Linked DNA regions of Homo sapiens: regions 1 and 2 are each linked to region 3. The links are chromatin loops, found by intact Hi-C in ENCODE. Cell type or tissue: heart right ventricle. All regions are shown on one strand. Links, peaks and the distances in the headings refer to the core of each region. The heading gives the core; the rest is flanking DNA.

Evidence for each region. A loop is a pair of places that touch in the nucleus more often than their neighbours do. Peaks named below come from ENCODE experiments on the same cell type or tissue, not always from the same donor. Only the 100,000 strongest peaks of a DNase experiment are listed, where the experiment ranks them.
Region 1: a loop joins it to region 3, with 2.9 times the contacts of the local background. A loop is called at or near these places in 7 of 110 quality-filtered maps.
Region 2: a loop joins it to region 3, with 2.1 times the contacts of the local background. A loop is called at or near these places in 23 of 110 quality-filtered maps.

What each region holds. Positions count from the first base shown.
Region 1 is chr16:69,528,462-69,533,768 of GRCh38, forward strand. No RefSeq gene overlaps it. Among named protein-coding and RNA genes, the nearest start is that of MIR1538, 35 kb to the right of the region's middle. RefSeq lists enhancers at 1,165-1,459, 1,447-2,646, 1,916-2,625, 2,205-2,499. In heart right ventricle, for the core only: no CTCF peak of the experiment used is centred there; a DNase peak (open chromatin) is centred at 2,370; H3K27ac peaks cover 990 bases.
Region 2 is chr16:69,402,442-69,407,748 of GRCh38, forward strand. No RefSeq gene overlaps it. Among named protein-coding and RNA genes, the nearest start is that of TERF2, 19 kb to the left of the region's middle. In heart right ventricle, for the core only: no CTCF peak of the experiment used is centred there; no DNase peak of the experiment used is centred there; H3K4me3 peaks cover 498 bases; H3K27ac peaks cover 2,992 bases.
Region 3 is chr16:69,479,666-69,484,972 of GRCh38, forward strand. No RefSeq gene overlaps it. Among named protein-coding and RNA genes, the nearest start is that of CYB5B, 58 kb to the left of the region's middle. In heart right ventricle, for the core only: a CTCF peak has its summit at 2,511; DNase peaks (open chromatin) are centred at 2,576 and 3,046; H3K4me3 peaks cover 1,006 bases; H3K27ac peaks cover 2,814 bases.

The DNA.
Region 1 (5,307 bases), core at 239-5,238, 49 kb after region 3:
GTGGGAGAAGTCTTTTTTATCTTTTTTTCTTTTTTTTTGAGATGGCGTCTCACTCTGTTGCCCAGGCTGGAGTGCGGTGGTATGATCTTGGCTGACTGCAACCTCCACCTCCTGGGTTCAAGCAATTCTCCTGCCTCAGCCTCTCAAATAGCTGGAATTACAGGCATGCGCCACCATGCCCGGCTAATTTTTGTATTTTTAGTAGAGATGGGGTTTCACCACATTGGTCAGGCTGGTCTCGAATTCCTGGCCTCATGTGACCCACCCACCTCGGCCTCCCAAAGTGCTGGGATTACAGGCGTGAGCCACTGCGCCGGGCCCTTTTGCATCTTGATCATAGTAGTGGCTGTGAGACTGTATACATTTGTGACAACTTGCAGAACTGCCCACTAAAAAGGATACATTTTACTGCATGTACATTATGCATTATTAAACCTGACATTAAAAACGCAAAAGCTGAAAAAAAAACTGGGGCCTAGTTAGTGGCCCCAGAAAGAAAATACCTATAGATTCCTTTTTTTTTTTTTTTTTTTTTTTTTTTTTTTTTGAGACAGAGTTTTGCTCTTCTTGCCCATGCTGGAGTGCAGCAGTGCAATCTCGGCTCACAGCAACCTCTGCCTCCCGGGTTCAAGCAATTCTCCTGTCTCACCCTCCCAAGTAGTTGGGATTACAGGCATGCGCCACCACGCCTGGCTAATTTTGTGTTTTTAGTAGAGACGGGGTTTCTCCATGTTGGTCAGGCTGGTCTCCAACTCCCGACCTCAGGTGATCTGCCCGCCTTGGCCTCCCAAAGTGCTGGGATTACAGATGTGAGCCACTGTGCCCGGCTAGATTCCTTTAAATTCAAGTGTTTATTGCAATGTGTTCTTCCCTGTAGCATTTTTACTTTTGTAAAAAGAGCCTGAAACTTTTGTATAAAAAGAAGGGTGGCTGTGTGTGCATGTGTGCATTTATTGTATATGCATAAAGAAACTCTGGAAAGATACACAAGAAACTAATAACATCAGAGACTGTGGGAGTGGGATAAGAATTAGGGAGAAGGAGGACTTGGTAAGGGAAAGAGAAAGAAAATTGTGTGTGTGTGTGTGTGTGTGTAATGTATATAATTTTTGAACCATGTGAACAGATTACCTATAAAAACATTAAATTACCAAAAAATCAAAAGGTTGAAAAGAAAGGGAAATGCTTAATCCCTAGGTGTGACTCTCCACTGGAGGAATCTGTAGGGGGTGGGATTCTTGTGGCAGCTACATCACATGAGCGTCTGCTTCCTGGGCCTTGGCCCCACCCACCTGGTTTAGTAAACTGGAAGCAAGACTGCGTTCCCGAGCAGATGGCCCAGGGTGGCTCCTGGTCCGGTTCAACAGAGAGTAGCTCTAAGCACACGCCCTTTCTTCCCCAGACATCTCCCCAGTGTGTATTCCAGTGGTAGACATTCCTTTTAGTCTTTCACCCCACAATTGGAATAAGACTTCACATTGCAGGTTTTCACCGAAGGAGTAATGATGGGCCTAAATTCATACTTCGTTGTAAATGTCTGATATCAGATTCTTAGACTCTTTCCCAGAGACCTGTTTTGTAAGAGAGCGATCAGACCTTATGAAGGTCTCAGGCTCCTGAAATCTAGGGCAATGGAGGCTTGGAAGACACAAGTTAATTACTTCCCAGTCTTGGCCGGGCGCGATGGCTCACGCCTGTAATCCCAGCACTTTAGGAGGCCGAGGCGGGTGGATCACGAGGTCAGGAGATGAAGACCATCCTGGCTAACACGTGAAACCCCGTCTGTACTAAACATACAAAAAAATTAGCCGGGCGTGGTGGCGGGCGCCTGTAGTCCCAGCTACTCGGGAGGCTGAGGCAGGAGAATGGCGTGAACCCAGGAAGCAGAGCTTGCAGTGAGCCGAGATCGCGCCACTGCACTCCAGCCTGGGCGACAGAGCAAGACTCCGTCTCAAAAAAAAAAAAAATATATTACTTCCCAGTCCTGTTTGTGGCAGACCTAGATGAAAGTTCTAGGAAACACATGCTTTGGAATCAGCCTGAACTTGAATCTCAGGACCCAGTCTGTTCCTACCTGTGAGCCCTTGGCCAAGTATTTCTCCTCTCTCTGTCTCGTTTTCTCATCTGTGAAATGGGAATGCTAATAACACCTTTGCCGGATGAGTTGACATGAGAGTAAGAGGCGAGCTTGTGGGTGACCGCAGGCAGTGCCATGAATGACCCACTTTAGGTGCTGAGCACCCAGGAGCCCTTCTTAGTGCGATTTGCCTGGGCTGCCTTGAGACCACACATGTGATGCGGGGGTGGGGGGGAAAGGGTAACAGAGAGGAGCAGTGACATGGAACAATCCCAAGAATGAAAGCAGGGCGGCGGGGCTGACTCACCGGATGACTCACTTCCTTGCCCAGGGATGTTCTGAGCATCCACGGAGCTGCTTCTCATAGTTCTCATACCCTTGGTTCCTTCTCTGTGGGGAAGGCAGGAGGAAGATGCCCCTCCTCGCCCAGAGCAGGGATCAGAATGTGGGACCTTCTCCGTCATACCCAGAACCATGGAGACTAGCTGGCACCCCATTTTTTAATTCACAAAATAACAGTCCCCATAAGATGTAATCTTTTTAAGGAAGAATAGTTTTTGCCCCAGGAGTACAGGAGAGATTCTAGACTCCTTTTGCCCTTTTCCAAATTATCACAGGGAGATCTGGACCCCGTAGAATATTTGAAAGTGCAGAAAAATGCAAAGAAGCAGAAAAAATCACCTATAATCCTATCGTTTAAACTTTATCACAGTGATGAGTTTGGTATTTTTCCATTCTATTTTTTTTCTCTGTATTTTTTCATTATATAGTCAAGTTTCTGCAGTCTATATCAGCACTATTCAAAGGAAATATGCAAACCACAGGTGTGAACCATATATGTAATTTAAAATGCTTCAGAAGCCTCATTAAAGAAAAATAAAAACAGGTGAAATTGTGTGTGTGTGTATGTGTGTGTGTGTGTATATATATATATATATATATATATATTTTTTTTTTTTTTTTTTTTTTTTTTTTTTTTTTTTGAGATGGAGTCTCACCCAGGCTGTAGTGTAGTGGCATGATCTTGACTCACTGCAACCTCTGGGTTCAAGCGATTCTTCTGCCTTAACTTCCTGAGTAGCTGGGATGACAGGTGCCTGCCACCATACCTGGCTGAATTTTTATATTTTTAGTAGAGACGGGGTTTCGCCATGTTGGTCAGGCTTGTCTCAAACTCCTGACCTCAGGTGATCCGCCCGCCCTGGTCTCCCACAGTGCTGGGATTACACGCATGAGCCACTGCACAATATATTATATTCAACCAAATATTTCAACAATATCATTTTATCATATAATCAATATAAACATTTAGCAATTTTTATGATTATTAAATTAAAAATGAGATATTTTACATGCTTGCACATCTGAATTCAGAGTTAGCCACATTCAAGTGTTCAGTAGGCACGTGGGGCTGGTGACTACCATGTTGAACAGTGCAAGCCTGTGCAACCCCTTTTTTTTTTTTTTTGAGGCAAGGTCTTACTCTGTCACCCAGGCTGGAGTGCAGTGATATGATTATGGCTCACTGCAGCCTTGACCTTCTAGGCTCAAGTGATCCTCCAGCTTCAGCCTCCCAAGTAGCTGGACTACAGATGTATGCTGCCATACTTGGCTAATTTCTTTTTCATTTTTTTAGAGGTGGGGTCTCACTGTGTTGTCCAGGCTGGTCTCGAACTCTGGCCTCAAGCAATCCTCCTTCCCAAAGTTCTGGGATTACAGGCATGAGCCTTGTCTGGCAAGTTCATGCAATTTCTAACTTGCTTTTGTTTTTGCTTAAATTACATCCTAAGTATTTCTCATATCATAAAATCTCTTTTGAAAAAGATAACTTTTATGAATTTCAATAACATGTATTTATTATCTAATACCAAAGGTAATATATTGGTTCGTGTTTTGGTTTGGTTTTTGTTTCTGGCCATTCAAGAACAATTTATGTTAGCTGTTTGATATAATTACTTCCCGACTATTTTCTCAGCAGACATTCACATTGAACAAAAATTGGATGCATACAATATGTACTGCTTTATAACCACCCTTTTCATTTATTGATATGTTATAAACATACAATGTCAGAGTTACACATGAGCCTGTATCCAGAGCCAAGCAGCCCAAACAACTGTTCTCTTCTCAGCAGTGGGAGGGGTAGCATTTGCATCCCCACTTCTCAAAAGTGGGAACTGAGGCTTAGAAAAGTAAAATGATTTTCATGATTATGAAGTTGAGATTCAACCCAGGTCTTTTGATTTTATCTCCAGAGCCTTTCATTTTTAACATATGGTCTCCTTCTGGAAGGAGGCATGGAAGGGATCCAAGATATGCCAAAGAAGCAATTTACAAATTAACGTTTGGAGTAGCATTCTCAGTAAATTGGGACTGTCTCCACCCATAGTTTTGCCTAACAAGCTTCCCGATCACCCAGGTAAATCCTTTTCCCTCCTGCACTCACGTCTCTGCAAGGCTGCCATCTCCTTGTGGGACACTCCCTCCCCATTCCCACCATGAAACGTAACTCTGTAACTTCCAAGAAAGAATCCTGATGGTCTAAGTCAGAGTTTATCCATCTCAGCGCTATTGATATTTGAGCCACATAATTCTTTGTTTTAGGAGGTGTTCTGTACTTTGTCGGATGTTTACTATCCTGACCTCTACCACTAGGTGCCCGAAGCACTCCTCCCCCGCCCCCCAGAAGTGACATTCAAAAATGTCTGCAGACATTGCCAAATGTCCCCTGCGGGGAACATCACCCCACTTGGAGAACCACCCCTCTAAGTATTATCAGATGGAGAAAATCTTTCCTAACTCAGTCATTTGATGCTACCCACAGACTAGATAGAGCAATTACTTCTTTGTTTTTCTTTTTTTCTGAGACAGAGTCTCACTTTGTTGTCCAGGCTGGAGTGCAATGGTGTGACCTCAGCTCACTGCAACCTCCACCTCCCGGGCTCAAGCGATTCCCCTGCCTCAGCCCCTCGAGTAGCTGGGATTACAGGCATGTGCCACCACGCCCAGCTATTTTTTTGTATTTTTGGTAGAGATGGGGTTTCATCATGTTGTCCAGGCTGGTCTTGAACTCCTGACCTCAAGTGATCGCCTGCCTCTGCCTCCCAAAGTGCTGGGATTACAGGTGTGAGCCATTGTGCTGGCCAACAATGCCTTCTTATGCAGACTGCATTGCTCAGAAAGATAGGAACGTTTTCTCTCCATCATTGAGTCTCCAGTGTCTGCGTATA
Region 2 (5,307 bases), core at 130-5,129, 77 kb before region 3:
GGTCTCTTTTCTATGCTCTTCCACTCCCCCCCTTCCTCCCACACAGATGTTCCCTATAAATGAGCTTGGCTCTATGCAGCTCATATCAGAATGGGATTGTCCAAAACAGTTTGAAGAGAGGAACTCACACTTCCTGAAATGATTATCTCTTGACATAAATTCAAATTTAGGAAGGAACCGTCTAAGCCTTTTATAAATACCCATGATGCCCATATGTGACTCAAGACTGATTTTGTTTCCTCCTGTCCTCTTGGTACCTCTTTTATCTTACTATAGTGATGCTATGGCTTCGGTTCATGACTACAGTGAGTGACAGCTGGGATCTGGCCCTTTCCTCCTGCCCCAATTCATAAATGGTGGGCGTTTCTCATATCTCGAGGGCCCAGGTGCTTGGAAATACTGCCAAATATTCCTTTCAACTTAAAAAAAATGTAATTATACTGGATTAGGTTATGCATTCACATAATTTAAAAATTCTGAGGATACAAAGAGTATAAAGTGAAATTTGTTTCCCCATCTATGTTGTCCAGTTGCCCAGTTCCCTTCCCCAGTTCTACCAGTTCCTAGAATACCTTCCCCTAGATAGATATTTTGTACATGTTTAAAATAACATGTTTTAAATATTTTTAGTAGAGACAGGGTTTCATCATGTTGGCCAGGCTTGTCTTTACAGGCCCAGCATGGTGGCTCACGCCTATAATGCTAGCACTTTGGGAGGCAGAGGCGGGTAGATTGCCTGAGCTCAGGAGTTCAAGACCAGCCTGGCCAATGTAGTGAAACTCCGTCTCTACTAAAATACAAAAAATTACCCAGGTGTGGTGGCGCATGCCTGTAGTCCCAGCTACTTGGGAGGCTGAAGCATGAGAATCTCTTGAACCCGGGAGGTGGAAAGTGCAGTGAGTTGAGATCGTGCCAGTGCACTCCAGCTTGGATGACAGGATGAGACTCTGTCTCCAAAAAAATTTTAAAAATAAAATAACACATTTATATTTTCTCCCCTCCTTTTATTTTTTTATTTTACATTAGCAATAGAACACTATATGGGCCAGGTGCAGTGGCTCATGCCTGTGGGCCGAGGTGGGTGGATCACCTGATGTCAGGAGTTCAAGACCAGCCTGGCCAACATAGTGAAACCTCGTCTCTATTAAAAATACAAAAATTAGCTGAGCGTGATGGTGGGCGCCTGTAATCACAGCTACTCGGGAGGCTGAGGCAGGAGAATCGATTGAACCCGGGAGGCAGAGGTTGCAGTGAGCTGAGATGGCGCCATTGCACTCCAGCCTGGGCGAAAAAGCGAAACTCCATCTCTATCTCAAAAAAAAAAAAAAAAAAAAAAGAAAAGAAAAAAAAGAAAGAAAGAAAAAGAAATTAGAGAAGTATCTGGGATTTAGAAAGTTCAGAAAACTTGGAGAAGGGCCTTTGGCCCATGCGGTGGTTACTGAGATGCTCATTGTTTACGTGCAGTTGACTTCAAGATAGAAGGTTCAACCTCAGTGTCAAGCTCAACCTCCAGGACCCTCTTGGAGACTTCCAAGACCTAGGATGGCTGGGCATTCAGTGCTTTGGGAGCTGCCATCCTTCACCTGCTAGGGTTCTGTGTGGGATCGGGGTGGGGGTCTCTGTTACTCAGGAAACTGCCCTCCCTTCCTCCCAATTAGATTTGCACTTTATTACTTTTTTTCTTTAGCTTTTTTCGAGATGGACTTATACTTAAAAAAACCTGCTCTTAGATAATGGGTGGCAGGGGGGTAGAGGGGATTTGAGAAGACCTGGAAAATTCCCAGGTCTCCACTAAATAAGAAAACTGGAGAGTAAGGGGACTGGAGAGGAACGGAGAAAGAAATGTATTTTCTTTTCTTCTTGTAATCAGAACTGTAGCTTGCAATATTTTTTTCCCAAGCTTCTAAGAGAGTTTTGCAAACAATTGGAGTAATTAAAAGTTCTCAGAAGTAGCCGATGGTGCCCTTTTCACCGAGGGAATGTGGGCCAAGCATGATATATTAAAAGAGAGGGAGCTGCTCTATTGAAGTTAAAAATAATCTGTCACATGGCTAATTTGTTGGAATGCAGCAATAAAGGGCTGTGGGCAGAGGGAGAGCTGGAAGCAGCTGGGAAGTTTGCAGGCAGAGTGCACGCCCTGGGGACTGTGTTTGTAGGGAGAGAAAACAGTGTTACAGCTGCCTTAGGGCACCTTATCAGAAAACCCACAAAATGGGCAGGAAGAAGGAAGAGTAGGTTTGAGTCCAGAGCATGACCTTTGGGCTTATCAGACAGTGAAGGGATGGGTCAGAACTTGTCACCTGTGTTCACGGGATGCTGATTCACTCAGCAAGGATGAAGTCTTTTCAGATCCCCCTGCATTTGAATCCGTTTCAAAGGAATACATAATTCAAAGGAAGCTTTTGATCCGAAATCCATGGGAAAACCAATCTATAGGGTCTTGAGCGAAAAAAGTTCAAGCCAGGAATACAAATCCTAGTTTGGGGGATTGGGGATATTATAATTTTTGAAATGTTAGAGTTGAAAGAGAGAAAACAAATTATTTAGTATAATCCCTGAATTTTCCCTTCCTTCCTTCCTTCCTTCTTTCTTTCTGTCTTCTTCTTTTTTTTTTTTTTTTTTGAGACAGAGTCTTGCTCTGTTGCCTGGGCTGGAGTGCAGTGGCTCGATCTTGGCTCACTGCAACCTCTGCCTCCCGGGTTCAAGTGATTCTCCTGCCTCAGCCTCCTGAGTAGCTGGGACTACAGGCATGCACCACTGCGCCCACCTAATTTTTGTATTTTTAGTAGAGATGGGGTTTCACCATGTTGGTTAGCCAGGATGGTCTCGATCTCTTGACCCTGTGATCTGCCTGCCTCGGCCTCCCAAGTGCTGGGATTACAGGTGTGAGCCACCACGCCCGGCCTACTCCCTGAATTTTCTACATGAGGCAACAGGCTCAAAGAGGTTGATTTGCTCAAGGTCACTCAACCAGCAAGTAACAGAGCTAGATTCAAACCCAGGTCTTTAGCTAGAAAGGAAGGGCATAGTGGTTAGCAAATATAGGGTTCAGAATGCCCTGATGTCAAATCCTGGCTCTACCAGCAGGACCCTTGGGCAAGTTTCTAACTCCTCTCAGTGTTAGTTTCATCATCTGTAAGATGGGAATAACAATAGTACCCACTAGAATTGCTACAATGTATGTAAAGTGCTAAGTATGACATCCAGCCTAGAGGAAAGGCTTAATCAAACACTAGATGTTATCATGCCACAGCTTTTTCATCACCCTGCATCAAATTTCTAGAGCTTTCCGCAGATTAACTTGTCCAAACATCCTCTTTGGTTTGGGTGGGATTCTCTTTCTCCCTTTCCCACCTCCAACTCTCACCCATTATATATAAAGAAAAAGAGGGTGGCCGAACTTTAACCTCTCTATCCTCTGGTAGACACTTTCGCTAGCATTTCCTACATTGTAACACACCCATGAGACTTGTTTTCTCTTAAGCTACATGCCCTCCGGCCTGTATTTTCAGTATGGTTTCCAAGTTGCTGACAGGCAGAAACGGTGCCAACATGAAGAAGCAAGTATTGCTGCCCCAAATGCAGCAGCAAGATGTGTTTGAATGTTTTAGAATAGATGATCATTTTTCAAATTCATAATGGGCACCGCTCACAGAGGGGGCTCTTAACATACAAGGCAGGTCTGGGCTCATAGTTAGCACTTCTGGAAAGTGGAGGCCGAGTTCTGTGTGTGCACATACCAAAGAACAGGAGCCTACCTCCAGCAGCTTGGGCAAAAGCAAAGGTGAATTTAGTGGCTCAAGTAACCAGAAGACCAGATTTCATTGATGACTAGATTCAAGTGTTCACTAATTAGACACATTTCTGCTTTGTTGGGCTCCATTCTTCAGACTGATTCTTTCTACTTGGCAGAAAAAAAAACATCTACAGAGAGTCTAACCTTTACTTTTTCTCCAGGTTAGTTTTTTTTTTTTTTTTTGAGACAAAGTTTTTGCTCTTGTTGCCCAGGCTGGAGTGCAATGGTGTGATCTCGGCTCACGGCAACCTCCACCTCCCGGGTTCAAGTGATTCTCCTGTCTCAGCCTCCTGAGTAGCTGGGATTACAGGCATGCGCCACCACGCCCAGCTAATTTTATATTTTTAGTAGAGATGGGGTTTCTCCACTTTGGTCAGGCTGGTCTCGAACTCCCGAACTCAGGTGATCCACCTGCCTCGGCCTCCCAAAGTGCTGGGATTACAGGCTTGAGCCACTGTGCCCAGCCCTGTTTTTTTTTTTGTTTTTTTTTTTTTGAGATGAAGCCTCTCTTGATTGCCCAGGCTGGAGTGCAGTGGCATGATCTCTGCTCACTGTAACCTCCGCCTCCCGGGTACAACCAATTTTCCTGCCTCAGCCTCCCGAGTTAGGGCTACAGGTGTGTGCCACCACACCCGGCTAACTTTGTATTTTTAGTAGAGATGAGGTTTCACCATGTTGGCCAGGCTGGTCTCAAACTCCTGGTCTCGTGATCTGCCCGCCTGGGACTCCCAAAGTGCTGGGATTACAGGCATGAGCCACCCTGCCCAAACTGGTCAGTATTCTTAAGGAAAGTATGTCACGCCTCCCTGAGTTGTCTTTCCCTGATTGGCTGCTTTAAATCACATGCCTATTCCTGAAACAATAGGGCTAGGAGAACAGGCTTCTCTGATTGGACAGAGTGGATCACATGCCCAACCCTTGTCACCAAGGGAAGGCGGAGCATACTGATTGGCAGCACCACTACTTCACACAGAATGGAAGAGGAACAGTTCCTAAAAGAAAAATTGGAGCTACAGAAACCAGAAGACAGGGAAAGGGATACAAAAGTCCATGACAAGACCTACGTGCATTTTCCTTGGATGGTGGTTCATAGCTTGCTTCACATCCTCAAAGTTATTGTATAATCCAAGAAATAGTAAGACTTTTGGGGCCAGGCACGGTGGCTCATGCCTGTAATCCCAGCACTTTGGGAGGCCGAGGCGGGTGGATCATTTGAGGTCAGGAGTTCGCGACCAGCCTGGCCAACATGGTGAAACCCTGGCTCTTCTAAAAATACAAAAATTAGCCGAGCATGGTGGCGGGCGCCTGTGATCCCAGCTACTCGGAAGGTTGAGGCAGGAGAATTGCTTGAACATGGGAGGCGGAGGTTACAGTAAGCTGAGACTGCACCACTGCACTGCACTCCAGCCTGGGTGACAAAGCAAGGCTGTTTTCTTAAAAAAAAAAAAAAAAAAAAAAAAAGAATTTTTGGAGAAGAAAATGCTTCCTCCTACTCCAGATATTTCCTTTGG
Region 3 (5,307 bases), core at 103-5,102:
GCCAACAATACTACTATGAGCATTACTGCGTTTATAGCCTGGTTTGTGTGTGCAAGAATGTCTCCTGGATGTATACCTTGGAGTGGACCTGCAGTGTTGAGCCTTCCTTTGATTCACATCCTTGTCTGTTTGGGTTCTTTTCCATGCAGATGCCAATAACTGGGACCACAGGATAAAGAAAGTACTGGGTAGCCCCATGGAAAACACAGTATGCTTCCTCAAAAAGTTAAACATAGAGTTACCATGTGACCCAGCAATTCCACTCTTAGATATGTACCCAAGAGTATTGAAAACATGCTCACACAAAAACAAGTATGCCGATGTTCATAGCAGCTTACTCATAATAGCCCAAAGGGGCGGAAATGACCCAAACGTCTATCACCTGATGAATGGGTAAACAAAGTGTGTTGTCTCTATATACTGGAATGTTATTCAGCTATAAAAAGAAATCAAGTATTGATACATGCCCCACCATGGGTGAACCTTAAGAATACTGTGCCTAAGTGAAAGAAGCCAGACACAAATGACCACATACTGTAACTTCCATTGGAATGAAAAGTCCAAAATAGGCAAGTTCATAGAGACAGAAGGTAGATAAGTTGTTTCCGGGTGCAGGGGGAGGGGAGATGTGGGGAGTCACTGCCAAAGGGCACAGAGTTCCTTTTTGAGGGGATGAAATTAGACAGTGGTAATGGTCTCATCTCATATGTTTGTGAATACACTGAAAAACACTAAATTGTATACTTTAAAAGGGTGAATTTTGTGGTGCATAAATTCTTTTTTTTTTTTTTTTTTTTGAGATGGAGTCCTGCTCTGTCATCCAGACTGGAGTGCAGTGATGCGATCTCAGCTTACTGCAACCTCCGCCTCCTGGGCTCAAACCATCCTCCCACCTCAGCCTCCTGAGTGGCTGGGACTACAGGCGCACATCACCATGCCCAGACAATTTTTGCATTTTTAGTAGAGACGGGGTTTCCCCATGTTGGCCAGGCTGGTCTCAAACTCCTGACCTCAAGTGATCCACCTGCCTCGGCCTCCCAAAGTGCTGGGATTACAGGTGTGAGCCACCACACCCGACCCATAAATTCTTTCTTAATAAAAATGTAAATAAAATCACAATATCTTTATCATTGATTTATGTATTCAAAACACACGCATTAAGTACCTAAGACACGCCAGACATTCCCCAGCACGTTGCTGGGAAACACTGTATGAGTCAGACGTGGCCCCAGTATTGATCAGAACCATCCCCAGGCTCCTGACAGGTAACAAATGGCACATTCAAAAAGGGTCGTTGAGGAGAGTTTCATGAAGGGACATTTGCAGCCATGTGTGCAGGGCAGAGAGGAACTAGTTGAAGGCATGGTGAAGCATTTCAGGGTTGGTGACACATGGCAGCTGTTACTGCCCAGACAGGCAAGGGGAGAAAGTGGTTACTAGAGCCTGGTAAGGGTTGCAGCAGAGGGAGCGGGCAGGGTCCACAGCAGGGAGGGAGCCATCCTGGCCTCATTGTCCTCCACTCTCTCATCTCCTACTTGTGCCTCCCCTTAGGGGACACAAACCGGAAGCCTTTGGAGTTGGGAGCTTGGGGATCCTCCGTGGATGGGAACTGCGCGTGGGCGACCCAGGAGTCTGCAGAGACCCCCGAGGCACAGTCCCCATTGGTCAGCCTCCTGAGCTGTAGGCAGGAGGGGAGAGGGCTGGAGAGTGAATCGAAAGAAACAAACACAGTATGTCCAGCTGTTCCCATCCTCATAGACTCTACTTTTTATTTTTTATTTTTTTATTTTTTGAGCAAGGTCTTCCTCTGTCGCCCAGGCTGGAGTGCAGTGGCGTGATCACAGCTCACTGCAACCTTGACCTGCTGGGCTCAAGCGATCCTCCCACCCCAGCCTCCCCAGTAGCTGGGACTACAGGCCCATGCCACCACTTCAGGCTAATTTTTTAATTTTCTTTTTTGTAGAGACAGGGTCTCACTATATTGCCCAGGCTGGTCTCAAACCCCTGGGCTCAAGCGATCCTCCCACCTACCTCGGCCTCCCAAAGTGCTGGGACTACATTCGTGAGCCCCTGTGCCCAGCCAGCTCTACATTTTGAGTGAGGAGACAGACAGAAAAATGAAATAATTACAGAATGTGATCAACAAACAGGCTGGCATGAAGGAGGGTATCTTGGTGTGTGGGTGGGTGATGGGGTCACTTCAGATCTGGTGCTTGGGAGGATCTTTCCAAGGAGGAGGTGCTGCTTCAGCTGGGACCTGAAAGATGAGCACCTGGGTGATGAAGGCACTGTTTATTGAGATAAGAAAGCTTGGAGGAGAAACAGATTTGGGGAAGGAAACCAGGAATCCCCCTGGTTTCCTGTAAAGATAGGACATATATGCAAACACAGAAAAACAACAACTCCAGGCCCAGTGAGAATCCCTGGGGCTGCTGGAGAGGCTGAGCTGGAGCGGATGGCTGTGAGCTGACACCCAGGGCCTGCCTCTCGGAAGCCAGGACATGTGTGGACTGCGCCCTCCCTGGAGGTTACACGGAGTGCTGGCGCAGCACGCTGGCTCCGGGCCCTCCCGCTTGCTCTCAGGGCTCCTTCCAGCGTTCACTGGGACATTTGCCATGTCCTAGGTCCTTCTCTTACAAAGGCAAGAAGGGCCAGGCGAAGGGAGTGTTCGCCGAAAACCAAACGTGACACAACCTTAAATATAGGCAGGTGCTCTGATCTGATAGCACGGGTGGCCCCAGGGAGAAACATGGACTTGCCAACCATGAAGGGTCCAAAAATCTACTTAGAAAAACACTGAGGCCCATGATTAATACTGAGGTGCCCGGAGCACCAAGAGAGAAAAGCAGGCCCAACATCCTGGCTGGAGCAAAGTCAAGAGAGAAGGAGAGAAGGCAGCAGCCAGCACATGGCTCCTCCTGCGATGGGTCATCGCAGCATCTCTGTCCCGGCATCAGCCAGGGCCCACCTTCGGGTGCTTCCAGCCCACTCGACTCGGCACATCGCTGTATTTTCTTCCATCGAGATCTCTCCCCACTGGCTCTTTGCCCAGCCAGTTGCCCACAGACTGGAAAACAAAAGCTCACTGCCTTCCCTGGGGACCTGGGCTTAAGGGATGGGCCTTGGGCAGGCTGGGCGGATGCTCTGTTGATTTTTTTTTCCAAGTGCAGAGAATGTGACAGCCAATTCCTGTTGGAAGTGGCTTTTGTTTTCTTTGGAGCATGAAGCACTTTTCCTTTCTCTTGATTGTTTCAGTTCAGGTCATGTTTAGGATGGAGATGATTTGCTAGCCTAATTGCATGCCTTCCAGAACTGTGGTTCTTAACCTTTTGGGACACAGATCCTATTGCAAACCTGATAAAAAACTACAGACCAGTTCTCTAAAACACACACACACACACACACACTCTCACACACACACACTCACACACACACACACACACACTCACACATGTAAATGCCCCAAATTAAATTTTTATTTGTTAAATTTTATTTAAACTTTAAAAAATTTTAAAAAATAGGCTGGGCATGGTGGCTCACACCTGTAATCCCAGTACTTTGGGAGGCCAACATGGGTGGATCACCTGAGGTCAGGAGTTCGAAACCAGCCTGGCCAACATGGCGAAACCCCGTCTCTACTAAAAAATTAAAAAATTAGCTGGGCGTGGTGTCAGGTGCCTGTAATCCCAGCTACTCGGGAGGCTGAGGCAGGAGAATCATTTAAACCTGGGAGGTGGAGGTTGCAGTGAGCCAAGATTGCACCATTGCACTCCTGGGCAACAGAGCAAGACTCCATCTCAAAAAAAATATAATAATTTTTTTTTTAAAATAGAGATGGTTGTCTCACTATGTTGACCAGGCTAGTCTCTAACTCGTGGCCTTAAGTGATCCTCACATCTCAGCCTCCCAAAGTGCTGGGATTATAGGCAAGAGCCACTGTGCCTGGCCCCAGATTAAACATTTAATATCAACCCTAGTAGATTCAGATCCCTTGGGTTAAGGCAGTAAGTCCTTCCCACCTCTCTTCATCACTCCTAATCCCCACCCTCACAACAGCTTTCTGTTCAGTCTGGATCTTAAAATTCCTCTTCTTTAGCACTCTGCAGGGGCCGGCATTTCTCGCCTGGCTCCTGCCTGAATTAATCCCATGTGTTCAACCCGCTGAGGAGCACAAGCTCTTGCTAGCTCTGGCCGCCTCTGGTTGAAGGGTCCAATCCAGTGGCATGCCTATTTTTCAGTAGAATGCTCCAGTAAGATTTGTAAAATCTTTGTCTTATCCATGCCTCTTTCTGATGGAGGGGCCAGGCAGTGCGAGTCTTGGCAGATTGAAGAAGAGGTGGCACAGCTTTGGATGAGACTCTAGGGAGACAGGCGTTGTCTGGTTTTCCAGAAGCAACTCACTTTGCCAAAAATACCAAAAATAAAATGACTGTCTAGACACTTACATGTTAGACGCTCTCATACGAAGACAGACTTGATCCTGAAGGTCATTGACTTAGACATCAATGACGAGTCAAAGGGGCTCAATTAAATAAACACATATTGTGTGCCTGCCATGTGCCAGACAGAATTCTAGGCACCGGGGGTACTTGGTGAATAACGCACACAAGGTACCAGATGATTTTAGGTAGCGACAAGTGCAAAAATGAACATAAAATAAGTTGACATGATCCATGTGATGGTGGCAGGAACATCATCAGAGATGTCCCTAAGAAAGCAGGATTGGAGCTGAAACCTTCATTTGGAGAAGGAGAGCTCCAGGCAGAGGAAAGAGCTGCTGCAAAGGTTCTGGGGTTGGAACAAGTTGGTTTGCTTGAGGAACAGAAGAAACGCATGTGGCCAGCGCAGAGTGAGGCCGGGGAGATGAGAGATGAGATGGGAGAGGTAGGCGAAGCAAGGTCACAGTGGGCTTTGCTTGCCATGGGAATGAGTTGGGATTTTATTGCAAGGGTGATGGGAAAACAATGGAGAATGTAGAGTGGAAACGATTTGTATTTTTGTTTATTTATTTATTTTTTTGAGATGGAGTCTTGCTCTGTTGCCCAGGCTGGAGTGCAGTGTTGCGGTCTCCGCTCACTGCAACCTCTGCCTCCCGGGTTCAAGTGATTCTCCTGCCTCAGCCTCCTGAGTAGCTGGGACTACAGGCATGTGCCACCATGCCTGGCTATTTTGTTTTTAGTAGAGATGGGGTTTCACCATGTTGGCCAGGCTGGTGTTGAACTCCTAATCTCAGGTGATCTGCCTGCCTCAGCCTCCCAAAGTGCTGGGATTACAGGTGTGAGCCACTGTGCCCGGCCCTATTTGCAT